Regions from separate parts of the Homo sapiens genome. Here all the other regions are linked to region 1. Evidence: chromatin contacts called from ENCODE Hi-C or POLR2A ChIA-PET data. All regions are on one chromosome and are shown on one strand. Each heading gives the region's core, a stretch centred on a gene start or an enhancer-like site at or near the end of the contact. The rest is flanking DNA. Distances are from core to core; before and after follow the strand shown.

The links. A loop is a pair of places that touch in the nucleus more often than their neighbours do. ChIA-PET counts read pairs that join two places held with the same protein, here RNA polymerase II (POLR2A). Pooled maps may share reads with other maps.
Region 2: a loop to region 1 is called in a map of Jurkat, with 3 times the contacts of the local background. The contact joins the enhancer-like site here to the promoter of ST8SIA1 in region 1. A Hi-C loop is called at or near these places in 52 of 168 maps with a recorded cell type or tissue (CD4-positive, alpha-beta T cell, CD4-positive, alpha-beta memory T cell, CD8-positive, alpha-beta T cell and 33 more), 26 of 37 single-sample maps with no recorded cell type and 43 of 50 pooled maps. POLR2A ChIA-PET finds 5 or more read pairs at or near these places in 7 of 52 experiments (CD4-positive, alpha-beta T cell, CD4-positive, alpha-beta memory T cell, CD8-positive, alpha-beta memory T cell and 4 more).
Region 3: a loop to region 1 is called in a pooled map of heart left ventricle, with 2.2 times the contacts of the local background. The contact joins the enhancer-like site here to the promoter of ST8SIA1 in region 1. A Hi-C loop is called at or near these places in 3 of 168 maps with a recorded cell type or tissue (CD4-positive, alpha-beta memory T cell and CD8-positive, alpha-beta T cell), 11 of 37 single-sample maps with no recorded cell type and 14 of 50 pooled maps. POLR2A ChIA-PET finds 5 or more read pairs at or near these places in 11 of 52 experiments (A673, CD4-positive, alpha-beta T cell, CD4-positive, alpha-beta memory T cell and 7 more).

The regions. Positions count from the first base shown.
Region 1 is chr12:22,332,780-22,337,231 of GRCh38, reverse strand. It overlaps ST8SIA1 (ST8 alpha-N-acetyl-neuraminide alpha-2,8-sialyltransferase 1), which reads left to right and starts at 2,525. Exons shown (of 5, transcript NM_003034.4): 1 at 2,525-3,235. The coding sequence starts at 3,000. LOC105369151 (a long non-coding RNA gene) reads left to right here and starts at 3,242. Exons shown (of 2, transcript XR_931426.3): 1 at 3,242-4,379.
Region 2 is chr12:22,435,284-22,439,735 of GRCh38, reverse strand. No RefSeq gene overlaps it. Among named protein-coding and RNA genes, the nearest start is that of ST8SIA1, 100 kb to the right of the region's middle. RefSeq lists enhancers at 1,858-2,465, 2,466-3,073. Within about 2 kb of position 2,580, at least 4 of the 41 ENCODE cell types and tissues checked have a DNase peak (open chromatin) inside an H3K27ac peak, as active enhancers do; they include PC-3, PC-9 and mammary epithelial cell, where a contact is called at or near this core.
Region 3 is chr12:22,414,103-22,418,554 of GRCh38, reverse strand. No RefSeq gene overlaps it. Among named protein-coding and RNA genes, the nearest start is that of ST8SIA1, 82 kb to the right of the region's middle. Within about 2 kb of position 2,659, at least 4 of the 41 ENCODE cell types and tissues checked have a DNase peak (open chromatin) inside an H3K27ac peak, as active enhancers do.

The DNA of each region.
Region 1 (4,452 bases), core at 1,276-3,775:
TGACATCAGAACAGGAGGTCAAAGAGAGTAGAAGCAGATACCACAAATATTTATTGAGTTCTCATAAAGTCTGTGTTTTAGGTGTCCTGGGAACACATTATTGAATGAGAACTTTCTAGATAACTTGGCTTGGTCTTGAATAATGCACTGGATTTATACATGGGGAGAAAAAGAAAACAAAAACAAACACACATCACATGAGCGGATCACAACACTGTGACAGAACTGAGACCTGTGTGTGATATAGTTTGGCTCTGTGTCCCCACCCAAATCTTATCTTGAATTGTAATCTCCGTAACCCCCCTGTGTCCAGGGTGGGACCTGGTGAGAGGTGATTGGATCGTGGGGGCTGTTTCCCCCAGGCTGTTCTCATGATAGCGAGTTCTCACGAGATCTGATGGTTTTATAAGTGTTTGACAGTTCATCCTACACACACATTCTCCCTCTTGCCTGCCACCAAGTAAGACATGCCACTTTGCCTTCCACCAGGATTGTAAGTTTCCTGAGGCCTCCTCAGCCATGTGGAACTGTGAGTCAATTAAACCTCTTTCCTTTACAAATTACCCAGTCTCAGTGGTATTCTTTATAGTAATGTGAGAACGGACCAATGTAGTGTGACTTGGAAGGGTGAGAGCGATGACCTGATTAGATTTGGTGCTCATGTTAAGAAAAAGCAGGGAATAAGTTTGGATTGTTGGGTGGGCAGAAGCCCACCAAGGTAAGAGAATTCTTAGTTTGCAGAAGAAAGAAAAACAGCACATTGTGTCACACAGATCTTTTGATGTAAAGCATGACTTTAATGCATTCTTATGATATTATATAGGGAAACATTTACATAGCCCCTTCATAACTGTAATATGCCCTAGTTTTGTTTGTCAGTTTATTTCTTTGTTATTTACTCTACAAATAGTCCTTGAACTTGAGGAAGAAAAATGGGAATGGTTTGTGTTTTACTTAAATTATAAGATCAAAGATGGCAGATGATTTATCCAAAGCCCAGGCAAGTAGGAAAAGCTCCCCCTTCCCTTCCCCTTTTCCAGGATAGAAGAGAGTTGGCTGGTTACTTTGCAGGACTTAAGATGATCTTCATTTTAAAGAATCTGTATCAGCCTCCACTGTGGTAAGATGTGACTGGGATTTCAAGGTTTCCCCTGTCTCTACTGATTTACCTAAGTAGGACAGAGATTTCTGGGGCATGCCTGCCGGTGGAGGGCAGTAGGTCACTCAACTAAGAGCACAGTATTGTTGAGAAAATGACACTAAAGTGGTCATCTGGGATGCTACTTCGCTTTTGGTAAATAACTTTGCATCAACTTCTCAAGTTCCACCTCTCAGTGGAGACGGATGCTAGACAAAGGTACCAGACACCGCAGCCTGGTCGGCTGAACAAATGGAGTTATAGCCTTAGATTTTGTTTTCGTGATGACTAAGCTGACCAGGTTTCTTCTTTGTCCTTGCACACTTTATGCTTGACGAGATGCTTAAGCAAATAGAATAGGCGACCGCTAGGAGGTACCCGAGCTATGCGTCGGCCGCCGGGGCGAGCAGAAATGGCTAACAGCGACTCTCTCGGCTCGGTGGGTCAAGGCGGGTGGTGCTTTTCCAAGGTCGGGGTTGCGATAAGCTTATCGCTTATCACAAGCAAGAAGGGCAAGAAGGACGTCTAAGAACCAACGGTCCTTTAATCTAAAAGGCCGCGCGCCTCCAAGGCAATGTGACATCTTGAGGTCTAGTGTTTGGGCACCAGCTGCCTGCACATCTGGATGCAGCACTTCCTTTCAGGGAGGAGGCGAGGCGGAGGACCCCGGAGTGCACGCACCTCCTCGTGCGCGCGCTCGCTTGCGCCCGTGAACGTGTGTGTGTGTGTGTGTGTGTGTGTGTGTGTGTGTGTGTGTGCGGGCGCGCGCGCACACACACGGGCCGCGGCTCCGGGACCGGCTAATGGGGGTGGGGGCCCAGGAAGGAATAAATCTCCGCCAGCCTCCTCGCGCCTGGCTGCGGGTTAATATCCAACCAGCTAGAGAAAGACTAGGGTGACGGCAGCAGGGTGACAGCCTGGGCACACCGGCCGCTTGTCGAAGGATCAGGATATTAGCCAGTCTCCGCCACACTCAGGGACTGATATATTTCTATTGGCGGGGGGCTGTTGGTTTTTATTGTCTGCCGTTATCTCCAAAGAACAAGGGCACGAGTGAGGGGTGCGCGCTCTGGGCGAGTGTCGCGGCTCGGATCGGGTCGAAGGAGGCAATTTTGCGGGTGGGGGAGGGAGGGGGAGACCTTGATTTCCACCAATCCCCGGGCGTTTGTCTGCGAAGTCCGGGGCGCAGCGGAAGGCTGCGGCGCGCCGCTGAATTAACTGATGAGAGCGAGTTCTTTTCTTCTCCGGGAGGGGTGGGGAGCGAGGGTCCCGGCGGGCGAGGCGGAGGAGCCCGGGGCAGGATAGCGGTCCCGGGCCGCCGTGGAAATTTCCAAGGACTTGGTGCGGCGCAGAGAGCGCGTCTCGGGGCGGGGTGGGGGGGGGGGGGTTGCCTGGCGGCGCAGCAGCGCGGGAGGCGGCGAAGGGCGCAGGAGCATCGCTCGGAGGGGACAAGGGGACGCCACGGGCCACATGTTTAGGAGGGAGCCGAGCCTTCTCCCGGACCCTCGCCGAGGGCGACCGTGATGCTGCAGAACCGGCGGGAGCGACTCGCCGCCGCCGCTCTCTGCGCACTCGGAGACCCCAGCGCCCGCCTTCTGCAGGGGAAGCGACCATGGCCATAGATCGTGACTTCACCCCCAGCCACTTCCCCTAGAAAGAAATCCTTGGAAAAGTTGCATTTGAAAAAATCCTTGCGCTGACCTTTGGGGCCGACGGGGCCGAAGAAGCGTGCGTGCGTTTGCAAGTAAGAGAACCAAAGGTGTGTGTGCATGGGGGGCTGGCGGTGGGGGACCCTCCGCTGCCACTTCGCCTAGCTTTGTGCTGAGGCCCCGGCCCCCGCCCCTGGGACGCCGGGGCTGCGATGAGCCCCTGCGGGCGGGCCCGGCGACAAACGTCCAGAGGGGCCATGGCTGTACTGGCGTGGAAGTTCCCGCGGACCCGGCTGCCCATGGGAGCCAGTGCCCTCTGTGTCGTGGTCCTCTGTTGGCTCTACATCTTCCCCGTCTACCGGCTGCCCAACGAGAAAGAGATCGTGCAGGGGGTGCTGCAACAGGGCACGGCGTGGAGGAGGAACCAGACCGCGGCCAGAGCGTTCAGGTACTCCTGCCCTCGCGGCTCCTCCCCTCTAGCGTCCTTTCCTCCCCGAGTGCAGAGGACAGGGTCACCGGCGAGGACCGCCTTGCACCGTCTCGCAGAGGCATCCCTTTCATCCGCTCTTCCATGTCCTTTCCCTCCATTTGTGCCATTCCCAACCTGGAGACTTTAGTCAGGGTTCCTTCCCCACCCCTGATCCCCAGAGATGTGCAGACACCTGCTTTGCGCATGTAAAGACTCGACGCATTTCTTCCCAAAGCGGAGTTTTATTTAACAATTTACGGATAAACAAAACAGAGGGAAGGAGAACCCAGGATAACTTAGTCTCTTGCACTTAATAAGAATTTACCTCTTGGGCTCTGCAGACATTTGAAGCTGTAGGGAACAAGAAGCAGGTAAAAGGCATCTCCCCGAGGTGGAGTGCACAGTCGGTAACATAAGTCCCCAACGTCGGAGTGATGGGCAGTGGAAACATGGACGGATCCCGCAGCTTTGCGCAGTGTGCCCACAGCAAGTGCATAGTACTGACTGACGTCTACTAAGAGACGATACTGTGCAATTTTTGTGTTGAAATCTCGAACAGCTGTCTAGTATTATTATCTCATCTTGTTGACCACAAATTGATTCTTTAGAAGGATGAGTAACTTCCCCAAGGTCATTACTTTTGACCTGTGGGTGCTGGATTTTTCATCACTTAAAGCTCCAAAGCTCCCAGCTCTTTTTATTGGCTTAGGCTGTGGATGCCTCTGGAAGATGGGAGATGTACTTTAAGTAGGCACCTGAAGTCAGAAAACAAACAAAATGCCCAAGCCAGGTTGGAAATCAGAACTCTGAGGATCACTCAGAGGTTGTAGATCCGCTTCCTTTCTGGGAATTTTAGATTAAATGTCTAAAAATAAGTTACGGCAGCAGGGGTTGTGTAGTTAGATTGGAGGGAAGGCAGAGCTGCTTCCCCTTCCTCTCCACCTCCCCAGGCATGTTGAGGGAACACACGGGTGCTTCCACCACTGCGAGGTGCCCCTTTCACCTTTAGTCTCTGGGGCTGAAGATGCTGCTGTTGGCTTCTTCCTGTGATTGTAGTGGTCTGGGTGGTTGGAAATGATCTCCTCTGCTCTGTAGAGGATCTTTCTAATCAGTGCAAGGGCAGGTGAGTTCTAATGTAAACATTTTTCACTGCAGTTATTTACAAATATTCAGGAGCATCTATACATTTTTAAAAA
Region 2 (4,452 bases), core at 1,331-3,830, 100 kb before region 1:
TAAATTTATTGAGGCTCATTTTATGGCCTATCATAGGGTCTGTCTTGGAGAAAGTTCCATGTGCTGTTGAATAGAATGTGTGTTCTGAGGTTGTTGGATGAAATGTTCTGTATATTTCTGTTAAATCCATTTGTTCCATGGTATAGTTTAAATCCATTGTTTCTTTGTTGACTTTCTGACTTGATGACCTGTCTAATGCTGCCAGTGAAGTATTGAAGTCCCCCACTATTATTTTATTGCTATCTATCTCATTTCTTAGGTCTGTTAGTAATTGTTTCATAAATTTGGGATCTCAGGTGTTCGATGCATATATGTTTAGGATTGTGATATTTTCCTGTTGGACAAGGCCTTTTATCAATATATAATGTTTCTCTGTGTCTCTTTTAACCGCTGTTGCTTTAAAGTTTGTTTTATCTGATATAAGAATAGCTACCACTGCTCACTTTTGGTGTCCATTTGCATGAAATGCCTTTTTCCACCCCTTTATTTTAAGTTTATGTGAGTCCTTATCTGTTAGGTGAGTTTTTTGAAGGCAGCAGATGGTTGGTGAGCTCTTATCCATTCTGTGGCTCTCTATTTTTTAAGTGGGGCACTTAGGCATTTACATTCAACGTTAATATTGAAATGTTAGGTACCATTGCACTGATCATGCTCTTTGTTGCCTATGTACTTTGTTTTGTTTTTTGTTTTTGCTTTTTTAACTTATATTTTTGTTTTATAGGTCCTGTGTGACTTATGCTTTAAAGAGGTCCTGTTTTGATGTGTTTCTAGGATTTGTTTCAGGATTTAGAGCTCCTTTTAGCAATTCTTACAGTGGTTGCTTGGTAATGGCAAATTCTCTCAGCATTTGTTTATCTGAAAATGACTGTATCTTTCCTTCATATCATGCTTAGTTTCACTGGATACAAAGTTTTTGGCTGATAATTGTTTCGTTTGAGTAGGCTGAAGATAGGGCCTCAATTCCTTCTAGCTTGTAGGGTTTCTGCTGAGAAATCTGCTGTTAATCTGATGGGTTTTCCTTCATAGGTTACCTGGTGCTTCTGTCTCACAGCTCTTAAGATTCTTTCCTTCATCTTAACTTTGTATAACCTGAGGACAATGTGCCTGGGTGAAGATCTTTTTGCGGTGAATTTCCCAGGTGTTCTTTGTGCTTCTTGTATTTGCATGTCTAGGTCTCTAGCAAGGCTGGGGAAGTTTTCCTTGATTATTCCCCCAAATATTGTTTTCCAAGCTTCTAGAATTGTCTTCTTCCTCAGGAACACCGATTATTCTTAGGTTTTGTCATTTAACACAATCCCAGATTTCTTGGAGGCTTTGTTCATATTTTCTAATTCTTTTTTCTTTGTCTTTGTAGAAGTGGGTTAATTTGAAGACCTTGTCTTCGAGCTCTGAATTTTTTTCTTCCACTTGTTCAGTTCTATTGCTGAGACTTTCCAGAGCATTTTGCATTCCTGAAGTGTATCCAAAGTTTCCTGAATTTTTGATTTTTTGTTTAAGTTATCTATTTCCTTGGATATTTCTCCCTTCTCTTCTTGTATCATTTTTTGGATTTCGTTGCATTGGCCTTTGCCTTTCTCTGGCCCCTCCCTGATTAGCTCAATAACTAACCTCCTGAATTCTTTTCAAGATAAATAAGAGATTTCGTCTTGGTTTGGATCTATTGCTGGTGAACTAGTGTGATTTTTGAGGGGGTATTGATGAGCCTTGTTTTGTCATATTACCAGGGTTGGTTTTCTGGCTCCTTCTCATTTGAGTAGGTTCTGTCAGAGTCTAGGGCTGAAAGATGTTGTTTGGATTTTTTTGTCCCATGGAGTGTTCTGTTGGTGTAGTACTCTCCCACTTTTCCTGTGGTTGTGGCTCCCTGTGAGCTGAACTGCAGTGATCGTTGTCTCTCTTCTGGGTCTAGGCATTCAGAGAGTCTACCCAGCTCTGGGCTGGTACTAGGGGTTGTCTGCACAGAGTCCTGTGATGCGAACCATCTATGAGTTTCTCAGCCATGGATACCAGTGCCTGTTCCAGTGGAGGTGGCAGAGGGTGCAATGTACTTTGTGGGGGCCCTTAGCTTTGGTGGTTTAATGCTCTATTTTTGTGCTGGTTGGCCTCCTGCCAGGAGGTGGCACTTTCCAGAAAGCATCAACTGTAGTAGTGTGGAGAGGGGCCAGTGATGGGTGGGGCCCAAGAACTCCCAAAATTATATGCCCTTTGTCTTCCACTACCAGGGTGGGTAGGGAAGGACCAGCAGGTGGGGGTGGGGCTAGGTGTGTCTGGGCTCAGACTCTCCTTGGACGGGTCTTGCTGTGGCTGCTGTGGGGCATGGGGTGAGATTCCCAGATCACTGGAGTTGTGTACCTAGGAGGATTATGGCTGCTTCTGTTGAGTCATGCAGGTTGTCAGGGAAGTGGGAGAAAGCCGGCAGTCACAGACCTCACCCAGCTCTCACACAAACCAAAGGGCCAGTCTCACTCCCACCGTGCCTACCACAACAGTCCGAGTCTGTTTCCAGGTGCAGGGCGAGACAGGCTTGAAAACTTGCCCGAGGCTTTCTGTCTCCTAGCCGCGAAAGAAAAGAGCTTTAGTTCTTCCCCTGCCTGTGAAGTCTGCAAGCCAGATTTGTACCCTCCCCCAAGTTCTGACTAGGAGGTTTCTCACCTCGTTCAAATTGTTACAAAGTTCAGCCAGGGAATTCCTTCTCCCTGTGGAGTTTTACCCTCTGCTCTTCTGGCCACCCTCCTGATGGATCCCTGCGGTGCCAGGCAGGAATGGGCAGCTTGGGGACCCACTGAGCCCCCAGGGCCTTTCTGCTGCTTTCTCTACCCCTGTATTTTGTTTGGCTCGGCTCTCTAACTTGACTCAGCTCCAGGTAAAGTTGGAAACTTCTCCCACAAACAGACCTTCAGCTTCTCCAGTGGGGGTGTGTGTTCAGAAGAGGAGGGTCTCCCTTTCCAACTTCCACAGTTGGGGCACTCACAGTATTTAGGGTGTCTCCCAGGTCCCGCAGGAGCCGTTCGCTTCCTTCAGAGGGTCTGTGGCTCCTCTCAGGATTGCTGGTTTGTTCTTACAGCCAATCTGGAGCTAAAATTCACAGTGCAAGCATCTGTATGTTGCTCTCTCCGGAGCTGCAATCTAGTCCAGCCTCCCATCTGCCATGATCCCTACAGGCTAAAATTTATTAATCTTTTAAGTATTTAACTTTGTATGACTGTTGGCTTCTGTTTTAACAAATTCTTCCTTGCCACAAAGTCAAAATTTATTGGAGTATATTGAGGTCTAGTTATATGCGAAAAATTTTACCTGTTTTGTGTGTGGAATTCCATAAATTTTGAAAAGCACTTGTAGTTGTGTAACCATCATTGTAAACAAGATCTAGAACATTTCCATCACCCGAAAAAGTTTCTTCCTGCCCCTATGTAATGAATCCCCTCTACCAGCACCCAAACCCTGAAACTGCTGATCTGTTTTTTGTTCCCAAGTTTACCTTTGCAAGAATGTTATATAAATGGAATAATTCAGAATGTTTCCTTTTGAGTCCAGCTTCTCTCACTTAGCATGATATATTTGAGATTCGTCTGTATTGTTCCATGTATTAACACTTCATTCCCCCCTTTATTTCTGAGTAGTGTTCTATCATATGGATGCAACACAATATGTTTATCCATTCACCAACTGGTGTCCACTGGGTTGTTTCTAGTATTTGGAGATTATTAATAAAACCCTACAAACTTTCATGTACAGGTCTTCTTGTGAGCATAAGTTTCCATTTCTTTTGGATCAATACCTAAGGGAAGGATTGCTTATCATATGTGTCAAATGATAAGTATATGTTTAATGATATGAAATTGCCAAACTGCTTTCCAAAGTAGCTGTACCATTTTGCATTCCCACTCACAATGTATGAGGGTTCTTTTTGCGTTGCATCCTCACCAGTGCTTGGTATTCTCAGTTTGGTTTTAGCTACTCTAGTAGGTGTATCTCACTGTGATTTAAATTTACATTTTCCTAATGACTAATAATATTATGAGTAATTTTTCACATGCTCGTTTGCTATCTACATTTCTTCCTTGGTGATATGTCTGTTCAAGTCTTTTGATCATTTTTGTATTTTAAATTGATTTTTGATTGAGTTCCTCATATATTCTGTGTATCAGCGGTTTCTTATTTAAATAACATATGTGTTTTGTGGACATTTTCTTTCAATCTGTGACTTGTCTTTGCATTCTTTTAACATTATCTTTTAAGGAACAGAAGTTTTTAATTTTGATGAAGTGATGAAGTCCAATTTATCATTTTTTAATTTTGTGGTTCATGCTTTTTGTGTTCCACCTAAGAAATGTTTGCCTAATGCAGATCACAAAGATTATCTGGAAGTTTCAGAGTTTTTGGCTCTACATTTAGGTGTGTGATCATTTCAAATTACACTTTTATATGGTGTCAGGTTTGGTCAAGGTTGGTTTG
Region 3 (4,452 bases), core at 1,410-3,909, 81 kb before region 1:
GGGTAATCCCTCCATCTCTTAATTTCATCACATCTGCAAAATCCTTTGCCATATAAATGTAAAATTCACAAGTTCTGGAGATTAGAACATAGATATCTCTGGGGGGGTCATTATTCAGTTTATCTTGTATATAAAATTATACATTTTTAAGGTGTACAACATGATACTTCTATATACATATCTTGATATATACATACATGGTGAAATGATAACTACAGTGAAGCAAACTAACATATCTGTCATCTCATATAATTATCTTTTTTCTTCCTGTAGTAAACATATCTAAACTCTACTCTTTTGGCAAATCACTGGTATACAATACATTATTACTAACTATAGTTCTCATGTATATTAGTTCTCTAGCCTTATTCATCCTATATAACTACAATTTTGTTCCTTTTGACCCACATCTTCCCATTTATTTTTAATATTTTGTCTAACAAGTTTTGTCTCTCTAACAACTTAGACTGTCTCTGTCTTCCCCCCAAATAGACAAACCCTTAATATTAAGTAAATACAAAATAACTACTATCAATTAAGAAACATTTCCACAATCCTAATTTAAATATACATCCACTTCTTGAATTTGATAATGTGTTTGTCAAATGATTCAGAATATTTGATAAGGTTGTCTATATATTTCTCCTTGCTAAACACTGGAATCATTTTATTATGTTTCATCAACTCTTATCTGGGGAATTTAATTATATAAATTCAAAAAAGTATACAAAAAAAGTGAACTGTCACAGTAAAAAAAGATATGGTATATCTGAAGACTTGCCTGCAGTATCAATACAGTGCTTTTATTGTGATGGCTTTTGAAATAGATTCAAGTATAAATGGTTAATTGGAAAACTTGATATTTCCAGTAGTGACGTTTTCTTGACAGGAAATTATTTGAGATTGTTCAAGGGAATTGATGAAGTCCCTAGAGAAGATGACATGTGAAGTTCAGAATGAGTAATGACCCCGCGTCTATAATGATTAGAAAAGTTTTTCTCCTCCTTTTGTATTGCAGTCAGTCACAAGCAATATTTTATTCTCATGGATAAGATTTTCAAAGAAACTGCTAGAAATCAGGTTGAGGGAACAGGATAAATTCTTTTTGGTATAAGGCTGCAGGTAACTATTCCATATTCTATGAGAAATAAGCACACACACACATATGTTTTAACAGTAGAGTAGCCTCATTTAGTTATTCTTGTCTGCCTTAGGTGATCATTTTCTAGGCTTATTTAGAGGAACTGGTCTATTTACAGATGTCATTCCTATCTCCTTATCACTGTCTGAAATTGAGGAAAAAAATATTTCTACTTTTACCTCTTCATACTCAGTTATGTTGGATGGACTTCCTCAGAATTTAAATTGGTCAGTGTCTAATTCTCCACTTTGAAATAAAGTACTCAGTCATTATTACTTCCAGCATAGAATCAGAAATACTTAGTGGTCTGTGAGGTTTTACTCCACACATTGGCACAAATACCTCATTTACTGAAGTGGTTAGAATGAGAGAGAAATAACAGCTGAAACCTCAATTTGTATGAGTGGAAGAAGATTAGGAGAGACTGGGCTCAGTAGATTGATTGCTGTTTGTCCCCTTGGGCATTTTTCAGAAAAGCCTTTCATATTTATTCTTACCATGTTCCAGAGGCACAAATAAAGGATCTCCACTTAATGGGTTCCAAGTACAGACCATTTTCCTTGATTAGAGACACACTGCAATGGACACAGGCACCACTTTACCTTCAGATTTTAGTTATTCAACAGTTAATAACCTGTTCACCGTTGGTTTTACATATTGCCTCAGTTGATCTTGGTGTATTAAGAAGAATTCGACCACTACCAGCACAGAGATTGGTATGTAACAAGAGTGCAGTAAATATTTATAACATGTGATAATGTAAATAAAAGTTTTCTTTTTTTAAAAAATCGAAATGCTATTATTTAGGGTTCAAGGTAGACTTTAAGCATAAAGCTGTTTAAGCTAAAAACCAGTTAATTCTCTTAATGTTTGTCTCTAATGGGCTGTTACCATTTTAAGATCATCCTATTTGAGTTTGCATTACATTGTTTCTGTGTATGTGTTGGGGAGGGTGTTTTGATATTTTATTATCCTTTGCTCCCAATGTTTTAGAATCTTTTAAAATTATATCATTTCTCTTTTAAATATTATTCCTTCTGGAGGCTTCTTTTTTAGAATTACAACCTGATATTTTGAAACTAGGGTCACTGGCCAAGAATCTTTTAACTAATCCCTTCATAAACTTTCTAGTTTTAAATACCTGCTATTTAAACAGCAATCAACCAGAAAAAGAATTCCAATGAGTCAATTATCCCTTGGCCCAACCCCAAGTTGATACATTCTTCAATTCCAGTGTTGGCTTTGTCTAATCATCTAAAACTTTGGCAAAAGTTTTGAAGAGTAAGAAAGTTGACATTAAGCATTTATGGGTTTTTTTGTTTGCATTTCACAAGAATTTTTGATTCATTCTCCCTGTGTCATTTATCAGATCAGAAGTTGGATGTGTTTTGTTGCCTAAAATACTACCCATGTACGACAGTTACATTTCCACTTCAGATGACCAGATGAAAGAGTAGTTTCCTTCAAAGCCCACATTCATTTTGGAATGGGAATTATACCACGAGTGAGATAAGAAACTGTAAATAGGCTTTGGCACAATGATTGTACTCTCAGGCGCCAAGTTTTCTTGGCAAGAATTCTGGTATTCAGGAGACTCTTGTAGTTCTGGCTCTTCCACTCATCTGGTATTATGACTTCTTCAGTTTAAAGTCACCTTTTCCAGAAGATGAGAACCTTGACAATGCAAGTAGCCACCCAGTCACTCTCTTTCACATCCCCTGATTTTAATTCTCTACATAGCCCTTATTGCTCATTACTGGGTATTTTTCTTGTTTGTTTCTTTTGATTATCTTCCTAGAATCTAAACTTTAGGGACTTTACATAGGAATATACCATGTCTCATTGAATCTAAGGTGACATCAATGGTGAGATGCATCATTATGTTGGGGATGTAAGACTGCAATCACAGCTCATTGCAGCCTTGTTATCCTGGGCTCAAGCAATCCTTCCTCCTTAGCCTCCTGAGTAGCTGGGACTACAGGTGCATACTACAACACCTGCGCCCAGCTAAATTTTGTATTTTTCTAGAGATGAGGTTTGGCCATGTTGCCCAGGCTGTTCTTGAACTCTTATGCTCAAGCGATCTGCTCACCTCGGCTTACCAAAGTGCTGGGATTATAGGCGTGAGACACTATGCCCAGCCTCTTCAGCATTTTCAAAGAAAAGTTGCCAATATATGGTATTTTCAACATGATATAATTGTTTGTGGCATCAAGAGTATTGGTGAAGCTGAATTTCTGAAAATATTACTCCATTATTGTCTTTGAGATTTTCTTCCCAGATGGTGACATTCATTCTTTTAAGTTTTGATGCTTATGGGCCATCAGTGCCTGGCAGACAGCAACTGTAAGACTCACCCTAATTTGAGATGTGGAAATGTGAAAAACTGAACATCTTAAAATTCAAAAAATAAGGGTTATAGGTACTGATATGGTTTAGCTCTGTGTCCCCACTCAAACCTCATGTCCAGTTGTAATCCCCACGTGTTCAACGAGGGGCCTAGTGGGAGGTGACTGAATCATGGAGGTAGACTTTCCCCTTGCTATTCTCATGATAGTGAGTAAGTTCTCAGGAGACCTGGTTGTTTGAAAGTGGGTAGCACCTCCCCCTTCCCTCTCTTCCTCCTGTTCTACCCATGTAGGATGTGCCAGCTTCCCCTTTGCCTTCTGTCATGATTGTAAGTTTCCTGAGGCCTCCCCCAGCCATGCTTTCTGTACAGCCTGTGGAACCCTGAACCAATTAAACCTCTTTTCTTTATAAATTACCCAGTCTCAGGTAGTTTCAGGTACTTCTTTTTTTTTTTTTTTTTTTTTTTTGAGACGGAGTTTTACCTTGTCACCCAGGCTGGAGTGCAGTGGTGTGATCTCGGCTCACTGCAACCTCTGCCTTGCTGGTTCAAGCTATTCTCCTGCCTCAGCCTCCTGCGTAGCTGGGATTACAGGCACCTGCCACCATGCCTGGCTAATTTTGTATTTTTAGTAGATACGGGGTTTCACTATGTTGGCCAGGCTGGTCTCGAACTCCTGACCTCAGGTAATCCACCCTCCTTAGCCTCCCAAAGTCCTGGGATTACAGGTGTGAGCCACTGCACCTGGACTCAGGTAGTTCTTTACAGCAATGTGAGAATGGACTAAAACAGGTACTCAATAAATAAATAATTTTCAAATACTTGAATATATGACTTTTGTCAAATCTATGTGTCCTTGGGCAAGCCAGTTTATTCCTTAAGCTATATTTTTCCCATTCAGAAAATTAAGAGGTTGGCCTAGAAGTCCTCTAAGAGCCCTTTTTGCTAAAAAAAAAAAAAAAAA